Regions from separate parts of the Homo sapiens genome. Here region 2 is linked to region 1. A link is a loop called in an ENCODE intact Hi-C map of the cell type or tissue named here. Cell type or tissue: tibial artery. All regions are shown on one strand.

The links. Hi-C counts contacts between places; a loop is a spot of excess contacts. Peaks named below come from ENCODE experiments on the same cell type or tissue, not always from the same donor. Only the 100,000 strongest peaks of a DNase experiment are listed, where the experiment ranks them.
Region 2: a loop joins it to region 1, with 4 times the contacts of the local background. A loop is called at or near these places in 6 of 110 quality-filtered maps.

Annotation. Positions count from the first base shown.
Region 1 is chr15:47,869,950-47,874,949 of GRCh38, reverse strand. No RefSeq gene overlaps it. Among named protein-coding and RNA genes, the nearest start is that of LINC01491, 26 kb to the right of the region's middle. In tibial artery, no CTCF peak of the experiment used is centred here; no DNase peak of the experiment used is centred here; H3K27ac peaks cover 3,853 bases.
Region 2 is chr15:47,720,036-47,725,035 of GRCh38, reverse strand. All of the region lies in intron 1 of SEMA6D (semaphorin 6D), which reads right to left. Among named protein-coding and RNA genes, the nearest start is that of SEMA6D, 5.0 kb to the right of the region's middle. In tibial artery, no CTCF peak of the experiment used is centred here; no DNase peak of the experiment used is centred here; H3K4me3 peaks cover 78 bases; H3K27ac peaks cover 3,126 bases.

The DNA.
Region 1 (5,000 bases):
CTACCAGGAGATTTTTTACCACATTTACCAAAGTGAGCTGTTGTCACTATAAAAAATGAAAGTAATATAAACTTGTCAACTTCATAAGTGAAACATATCTGACAATTTTTTTAAGTTGGTATTTATTTGTATTTATTGAGCTGGAGTATTTTTATTTCTTCAGTGACTTGCCAATTTATATCTTTTGTTCTTTTTACCATGTGTTCATATTTTTCATATTAAGTTGTAAGAAAACTTCATATATTAAGAAGACTAACTATCTGTTCCATGAAATGCACATTTTTTTCATGACTTTCTTTTGACATATAATGTTGTGTAGGTATTTTGAGTGTACAATTCTTCTTAATTTTTATGTGACTGTAATATATTGGTCTCTTCATTTTTTCTACCTTAAGCATCATATTCTCACCCATAACAAGATTCTATATGTGTGTATGTGTGTGTGTGTGTGTGTACTTGCATCTAGTACTAAGTTGTTTTGATTTTTGCAATTAAATCTCTAATCGTCCTGGAAATTCTTTGTGTATAAAGTCAACAATTGGAATCTCCTTCTGACTCTTTTCAAAGAAGTATGAATTAGTTTCCTTCTCTTCCTAATCCTTTTCTCTATTTCTCACTGCCTTGAAAGAAAAAATTCGAACCAAATTTGAAGATCTTCCATCAATAGTCTAAAAGAAGGGTCAAGAAAAGAGAGCTAGGAAAAGAGGATAGAAAGAAAAAAGATCAAGAGAAAGTTTTTGGTTTAAAAAACCAAGTAGAAAAGTCACTTTAGTTTTTCCATCTTCAAAATAAGCAGGTTGGACAGGATGATCTGTGGAGCTCCATTCCAGTTCAACTTTATAGGATTTGAGGATTCTGAGGGCAAACCACATCTCTTATCCCCTGTCTTTCTAAAATGAGACTAGTGTACCCTAAACAGCTATAAGCCAAAATGACTTCTAAGCTCAGGAAATACTGGAATGAGAAAGGATCTTAGAGGACTTTTAACCTCAATCAAATCATTTTGCTCATAAGGGCACTGGGTCCCAGAGAGGTAAATGGACCTACCCAAGGTCCCAGAACTGGTCAGCAGCAAAGTTCCAAAGTTGGCCTAGGGCTCAGGCCCCCAGACCTACACGCAGGTTCCCTTCCTCCCAGATCTTTAGCCACTCCTTTATTTATGCTTGCCTTTCTTTTCTTGAACTTCTTTTTGTTCAAAATTCATTTCACTCCAATTATGACTTTGCCCGTCCACTAGATGTGACAGTGTTTGACAGTGAAAGCTGAGAAAGAAGGTGACTTGCAACAGGAAATATGTAATGGATAGCTTCTTTCTCTTAGGAGATTTGCTGTGTGAGGCCACCATGTGCTTTACCCCCTCAGGCACTTTAAAATATCTTCCCCTGGGAGCCCAGAGATCTTTTCACTTCTTCTGAGAATCTGATTGCAGCCAGAGCAACAAATCTTCCATTTTTGCCTAAAAGCAATGAAATGATTACCTATATCCTTAATTTAAATTCCCACTGACAGCTCAGACACTGTTGCAGCTGGAGGGGGCGAGCTGACCTTCACATCTATTGTCAGTGCAGAGACAGAGGGGAATTTTATTGACCAGAGAAGATAATGTGCATTAGGGAAGCCAAGCAAGGATGCTCTGACCTATTGGAATATAGTACAGGGTCAAAGGGCAGAGGATTAGAGCTCCGTTGCATCGTTAGTGTAAATGCCAATTGTGTCCCTTTGTGTGCTTTGCTAGGACTCTCAGCTGACAGCCTGTACCTCGGGGACTGGCAAGAGAGCCCCTTTCAGCTGCTCTTTGCTTATCTATGGTACTGAGAAAAGCTTGCTGCCAGTCCCCTTGGGACTACCGCTTGACGAAAGGGAAAACAACCCATTGCAAGATCATGAATCCCAGAAATTCCATCTGCATATTTCCAGAGCCTCTGGTACACTGGGTCACTCCTTAGTGGGGCAGTTTACTGTATTTGCCTTTAGAAATGAACCCTCAGAAATCACTCCGGGGAATGCCCAGTGAACAACTCTGCTTTTCCCCACTCTCTCTTCTGCTAAGTGTCTCTGAAAAGTGCCTCTCTAGAGACACTTGTTCCTGGTAATATCCAGCCCCGGTAATGCATGAGTCCTGAATATTTTTGTTGTTTACTTCATTTCTCACATTCAATATACAGTAGAAACAGAGCAGGCTTTGGGGCCTAGTGTGAGTTCATCAAATGTCCTGGGAACTGACTCTCTTAGGGGCTGCCTTTCTCTACTGCAGGGACACAGCACTGTTCTTTCTACATGGCAAGCACTCTCCTATGTGCTTTACACACATTTTCTCATTAGGTAGGTATTACTTGTATCCCTCCTTGACAAATAAAGAAACTGTGGTGCAAAAACTAAGTAACTTCCCCAGAATGATACAGGGAGCAAGTGTAGGAAATGTGATGTGAACCCAAAGCTTTTGAGCTTTTGACTCCAAAGCTCAGGTCCTTAGTCCCTGAATTTTTCACCAGGACTTTCTCTTTCCCTGTAGTAGACACTCTTGGCATTCCACCAGATCCACATGAGCCAGCAGTGCATACTCCCTCAGTACTGTCAGTGTTGACCCTTGACAGCTCATGGCCTCCTCTTCTACCTTGGAAGTTATTTCTTACCCCACTGCCCCATACCTCTTTATTTCTGGAGTAGCTCACAGTCATTAATTGATCAACTTGAGGTACAAAAGGCTGGTTCCCTTACCACAAGCATGACCAACTCTGAGGGGCAATGCTTGCTCCAGAGTTCTCTGTGAGATCAGGCGAAAGCTGGACCCCAATGGAGACCACATCCTTACTTAGCTTAATTTCTTGTCCTAGCCTACTTTCCTCACCTGCCCCCACAATGCACACTCACACTTTTTTTTTTGAAACTAATTTCTTAATAAATAGCTTGAATGAAAATCCCCATCTCAGGCTCTTCTTCTATGGAAGCAAAACTCAAATACTTCCCATCACTCTTCCCACCCCTCTGTATTGGCTTCATCCGCAGACCAATTCTTCTCATATGCCATCAACATGGCACTAGTAGTTCCAGACCTAGATGGTGTCCTTGCACACAGAGCTCCTTTCTCACTTAACATTTTGGCAATCTTTTAAGATAAGGTCTCAGTGGTCAGTCTGGGCCCCATGCCAATGTGCTGGGGTGAAATGAACCTATGTGATTGACAGCTGCACACGGAGACAGACAATGTCAACAGAGATGAAGGGTGCTGAGATGCTGGTGGGAAGTAGTTCATGGGGCCAAGAAGATTGACAGAACGATCTGAGGTTTCTTTTAAGCTTTGCTGGCATGTCACTGTCATCACAGGATAGAGAAAACTTGCATTCACACGTCCTATCAGACTGGAGCTAGGAAAACTGTCACCATGGTTAGATGGTGTGGCTCCTGGTAAACAGGGGGCCAGGGTTCTCTGGGTGAGGGGAAGAGGGAAATAAAAGGGAAAAGAGTGGAGATCCAGGAGATAACAGACACCCATCCAGGTCCAGGTCTGTATGGGCAAATGGGCAACTGGATGGGAGATAATAAAACCTGTTTTGCATAATTCTCTGGATTCCATGTATGTTTGTAATTGGCTGTTGAAAATAAGCTTTTCTTCTGATAATCAATGGTAGCTGTAACTTTCCAGATACTGCAGAGATTAACAGCACATTAAGTCTCCCAACAACCCTGGAAGGTAGATGGTATTAGCCCCAGTACAGACAAGAGAAGAGTGGCTTCTCAAAATTACACAGCAAATCTGAACCCAAGCCAAGATGCCAGCTTCCTGTCTTTGGTACTTCATGAGCTAGCAGATGGTGGCTTTGTATTTGCTAGGCAGAGGCTGGGGAGCTTTATAAGCTAGAGGAGAGTCTGAGTCATAAACAAAGGAATGAAGGTCAAAGTTTTCCCTTCCCCATTTCTCATGAGCCAGTCTGGGATACATCTACAACTACTGGCCGCTAATGACTACTTAAGTAAAACATAGGTTATGGGCACTATAGTTACAATTTTATCTGTTAGGGGCTCAGCATGGAGCCAGAACCAGGGCTTGGCTGGTTTCAGACAGGCCAGATTGTGAGGCCAAGACCCTGAGCATACACCCACTGGGGAGGCTCAGACAACTTGGGCAGATTTTCAGGGTAGTATGGAGGAAGGTCTAGACTGACAGGTTGTGCCCAGCAGGAGGAGGGTACAGTCACACAGGTGTTATGTGGAATTTGACTGAGATAGGTGGTGATTGTTATCACAGAGGTCCAGCAAGGATCTTCAGTGATGATAGGAGTATTAGGGAAAACCATGAACAGGTAGCAATCAGAGCAAATAAGGGTCTGGGGCCAGAATTTTAATTCACTGAAGGCCTAAAGAAGGGGAAGCAGAACTTTACTTGCTGGAATGAAGCTCCAGTTCTTAAGTTTATTGCGGCTGGCCATGGGCCACTGTGAATGCCCAGGGGACAAGATTGGTCATCAACAGAGGTTTGAAAGGAAGCCAGAGTAAATGTCCTGGGATTCCCTTGGAGAACCCAAGATTTTGCAGGGATTGGATGGTGTCTTCATTTATTCAGGTTGTTATAACAAAATAATATCAACAAGACTTATAAACAATAGAATGGGTAACTTACAAACAACAGAAATTTATTGTTCACAGTCCTGGAGGCTGGAAAGTTTAAGATCAAGGTGTCAACAGGTTCAGTTTCTAGTGAGGACTTGCTCTTTGCTTTGCAGATGGCACTATCACACTGCAATCCTTATATGGTGAAAGGAGAAAACAAGCTCCTTGGGACCTCTTGTATAAGGGCACTAATCCTATTCACGAGGGCTCTGCCCTCATCACCTAATCACCTCCCAAAAGTCCCACCTCTTAATACTGTTGGGGATTAGATTTCGGCATGTGAGTTTTTGGAGGAGACAAACATGTAGACTGTAGCAGAAGGCCTGTGTGAATAAGTGGGTGTAAAAGCAGGATGTTTAGTGTATTAAAGTTATTAACATTTCGTTTTAATC
Region 2 (5,000 bases), 150 kb after region 1:
TTTAAGAAAAAAGATGAAGCCAGTGAAGCCACAGACTTTCAGTTTGGTTCTGCTAAACAACTCTATGAGAGGAACTTGGTGCTGGGTAATTTGAGGCAAATCATCTTACTCCTTGCAACGTTCATGTGTATCACTGAACCAGTTGGCAGCTGATGTGCGGGTTTTAGTCCTGATCACGGAGCAATCTAGTGAATTGCCACAAGATTGATCCTATTCATTCTGATGGCTTAAGCTGTAGGGCCATCTGCTGAATGGCTAAGTATAGTAGACCAGAGACGCTCAATAAATATTTGTGGATTGCATGGCAAACTGCCTCTTCACACCTGAATTACAAGTCTGTTGTAGGTAAGGGCATAAATATGGACAACTGATCTAGACCCTCACCCCCACCCCACCCCTGGGCTTTTGCCTAAGCTGTTCTCTATGCCTGGAATTCCCTCCCTCTCAACACCTCCCCCACCACCCCTCACTGTCCACCTGTCCAAATCCTACCTAGTTCAAGAACCAGCTCAAATATCAGTGACTCCACAGAGCCTTCCCTGACCACCCTAGCCAGAAATAACCTCTCACTCTTCTCAATTTCCCTAAGTCTGTGTATATCTTTTCTGGCACTTAAAACACACAGCGTTTCAGCTATTTGTACACCTTGTTTTTCCTACAGCACGCAGTAAGATCCCTGACCTCTGGAATTGTGTGATGCTCCTCTTTGGGCCCTCTCCTGCCCTGTACCCACTTGTACAGAGTAGACCCAGGGTAAAAGTTAGCTGAATGAACAAATGTTAGTGCCAGCAATGGCAAGAACAACTGCAACATTCTTTATTCCTTCTTCTGCCTCCTCTTCTCCCTCTGTAGCTTTTAAAAATATCTTTATTTGATCCACCAATTACCCAGAGGAGGCCTGAAGACTTACTGATAAATAAAGACAACTCTGTAGACCAAAAAATGCTTGCAAAGACCCTTATACTAACAAGTGAGGCGTAGGCCAGTGGAGAGGGGAATCTCAGTCCCTGCTTTGCTGACAGCCTGCTCCTGGGGAGTAGAAGTGTTATTTTCTCAAAGAGCTTCGTCTGCTCTGGTTCTTATGTGCCAGTTCCTCAGCTGAGTAGAAACTCCTGACGTTATTTTTAAGTACAGACTCCAATAATAGGCTAAGTAATTGCAGATCTTCCTGAGGCCTTATTATATATGTACCAACATATTGGGCTTTAAAAACCCATATTCCTTCCTGTAAATATATGTTGAGAACCTTACATTTCAGTATTATGTGTAGTGGTCATGTGTATTTCCCTTTTTGTTTCTTCTCATAGAGATCCTGAATAAAAAAAGAACAAAAAAAAATGCTGATGCATGAGAGAGAATTAAATGCTGATGCATGAGAGAGAATTTCTCAACAATGTATCTGATTGAAAGATTTTCCCTCCATCATAACTAAGAAAAATGTATAGTACAATCTAATAGAGACTTTAACTTCAGTAATACACTTTCCATACTGGTGCCACTAATGCTTGAACAGCTGCAGCTCTCACTGTCTTTGCTGATGGGGCCCATAAATTCCCCCCGGGAAATGGGACAAAGATACGTAATGGATCTTCACCTGCCAAGATCAGGGAAATGAATGTCAATCACACCCGGACGCAGAAGCACTTTTTGGTGGAGAGTGATGAATATTGCCATTTGTCCTATGCCACTGTAATCTTGGACAGGAAAGCCTAACATGGAGAAAAATGGTGGGAGAAGATACCGTTCTAGGATGCTTGAAAAGAAGGGTGTGTAATAATTATACGGCCAATGGAAATAAAAAATGAAAGTAAAGTATAACAATGTGATTTAGATTAGAAAAAAGATGGTAATTTAAGAGCACATCCACCGTGTACATATAATTTCACTCAGTACGCAATTTTCCCCCAAAACATGACTTTTTCATTGAAAAGCAAATGTCAGAAGTATTAGGAAGTCAGAAAACTGCAGGGTGGTCTGTGTTCTTGGAAGCAATCCGGTGCAGTGGTGAAAAAGTGGGCTGAGATGTCGGGAAGCCTAAGTTCAAATCCTGCCCCTACCACCTTTCCATTATGTAACCTCAGGAAAATGACAGCTTCTCAGCACCTCACTTTGTTTACCAATAAAGCAGTGATAATAACAGAATTCACCTTACAGAGCTGTCTGAGGGTTATATGATATAACCAATATAAAGATCTTAGGACGGTGCCTAGAATTTAGTAAGCTAACATTAAGTGTTAAGTATTGTGGTTGCTGCTGTTCTTTCCTCTTCTTCCTCCGCCTCCATCATCATCACCATCATCCTTCAGATGTTTTGTGGCTGATTTCACTAGTAAATGTTATGGAGAGAAGAAAGACTACATGCTAACTCACACCCAAACATGAGGCAGTCTCCCCTTGACACATCAATTTCCAAAAACTGGATTCCTAATTATGAAAGTTTAAACATCCAAACAAAAAAGCCTGGCAACATAACCTACAGATGTAGCCAGCTAATTCATGTTATTCTTGCTTTAACAAGCAATGGCTACTATAACAGATATCTTATTGAGTAAAAAGAAGAAAACAAAACAAAAAAAAAGCGACAGAAAGTTTCGGCACTAGTACACACGGGCCCCATATTTAGGTACATCGCGTGTTCTTTGTGAAAAGGGATGTAGCAATAACTTGCTCAGTTCACCAAAAAAGGTCTTTTTTCTATCTTCAGTCATTTGGGATCACAGGCTGAAGGCTACTTCATTCCTTTCTTCCCCTTTTCAAGTAGACTCAAGTTCTGAAGGTGTAAGATGAGTGGTGGCTGAATGGCTCCTTCTAATTCTGTGATTCTGGTGGTTTGATCTTACAGGCCTCAAGAATCTTTCCTGTGGTGGTATAAGGTTGGGGCAAGCCTCCTTTTAAATGGAACACACCATTGCAAGGTGGCAAGGACTTTCAGTAGCTGTGACCCCAGAACTGGATGAGGGGCCTGGGACAGGTTGCCAAACAATGGAAACTTCCCGTTCTGGGTGTTAACTTTAGTTACCACAGGCAGACAATACTGCCAGTGGTATAGAAGAAAAAATTGCTGTAGCCAGCTGTGCTGTTCACAGCCGGATGGATTCCATGTAGCTCCAAATGGTGATAGAGCCAGCAGCCTGTTGTAGCCAAGGACAGGATGATGGATGATCTACATACTGTGTCCAAGCAGAGAGAATGGCAGAAGTTCACTTCAGGGTTGTTAAAATGCTAATCTGGGTGAGTTAACAAAAGCTTAATAGAAAAGGAAAGTTTGAGAAATAAGTACACCTCATGTGGTATCTGTGTGGACCACTGATTTGATCGCCCTTGGTTACATAAATGGTTGTTTTTCAAAGTAAGAACGTCTAGTAGTTTTCCTGTTGGGAGAAATGCAAGCAGCTTCAATTATCAGTGGCACTGCCAGTGTTGTCAGGTGTGAGGAGGAAAACTCCACCTGACAATAGCCACCTCAACTAGAAAGTGTTATGGTATGTTTAAAATAGTTATGTGATTTTTATTCTCTCCGTGTGTCATGGGAATAAATCAGAACACTTTTTTTTTCCCCAATTGGAAGTTGGCAGCTGTTCACAAAATCAGCGGCAACCCAAGACACTAGCTTTGGTAGATATTAACACTAAGTCTCCATTCACATGAGCCACAGAAAGTGAGATCTCTCACTCTAAGGACAGATTCAATGCGTGAATTACACTTAACAGTACATTGAATCATTCACTAGTGTTAAAGGCAGGTAGGCTGCACCACTGCAAATATCTGGTATGGATAATCTTGCTTTAAAATCTCTAGAATAAAATAATACACTTCTAAAGAAAGAAGCATATCTACATTTCTTGTCAAAAGGTCTGTTTTCCCATCCTTTATTTCCTTCTATTTTTGCTCTATTGAAAATACAGAGAAACATATCTGGCTCACCTGGTGTTGGAACACTGGCTAGCACAGCTCCTTGCAAATGATAAATATTCAGTAAATACTGCCTAGTTGGCATACCCCAACTGCTTCTTGCTTCCTCTAGAAAGGCATCTAGAATATGCAGGCTTAAAGTCTATCAATTAAAATAAAAGACAATATTTTATCACGCAATATAACAAGGAAAGAGTTCACCTCCTACGGTTACACTACTAATGGTTAGGCATTCAGCCAGGCTCTTAACTCTGCATAAAATGCATCAAAAGGGTGAAAAATGACCCTATTTCAGATGCATTTTTCACTCTTTGTATCTTAGTGAAACTCACATGCAAGAACAATGACTAAGCTAATTACCAAGGTTTATTATGATGGAGCAGCAAGAAGTGAAGAACTTCTCCAGTTTCAATAAGTCTTTAGCAATTATGGCCATCTTTGTGAATCAAGGCTCTGATTCCTGTTTACTTGCTTGTGGCCTTTCAAGCGACAGAAACCACGACATTGATGTAGGGGCCTGCTTACCCCAGTCACAGTTACTGGACAGAGCCTTTCTGTGCATGCAGCAAGGAACTGAAGTCTTCTGGATTTCTAAGTTGTCCTCACTCTAAGGACTAACGGATTTACATCACAGCCATCTTTCAAATCCATCAACCCATCAAACCAGGGGAGACATGACCAGATGGTGCTATTAGAGGGCACCAAAAGAAAAAAAGAGAGAAAGAAGAGGAAGACGGCAAAATGCCCACAAATCTAAATCAAACTCAAGTTAACCAGCTGTTGGTGATGAAGAAGTCACAACATTTCTGGCATACTCTCCTGAGTCACAGAAATGTTCCAAAAAAAAAAAAAAAAAAAAAAAGAAAGGTTATTGATATAGCATCCCTACGAGGAATAAGGCCAGGTAGGAATATTCTGTAGGATGCAGTAAGAAATAGTTGCTAGTTGTTAATCTAACAAAATGTGCCAATGAAAGAAAACAGTCTGCTCAACAACACATTTTGGAAGCCTTAGGGTTATCTATTTAACTGTCTTTCTGGAAGTACATTCTAAGAGACCTAAACCAAACAAAGCACAGACAGTAACTA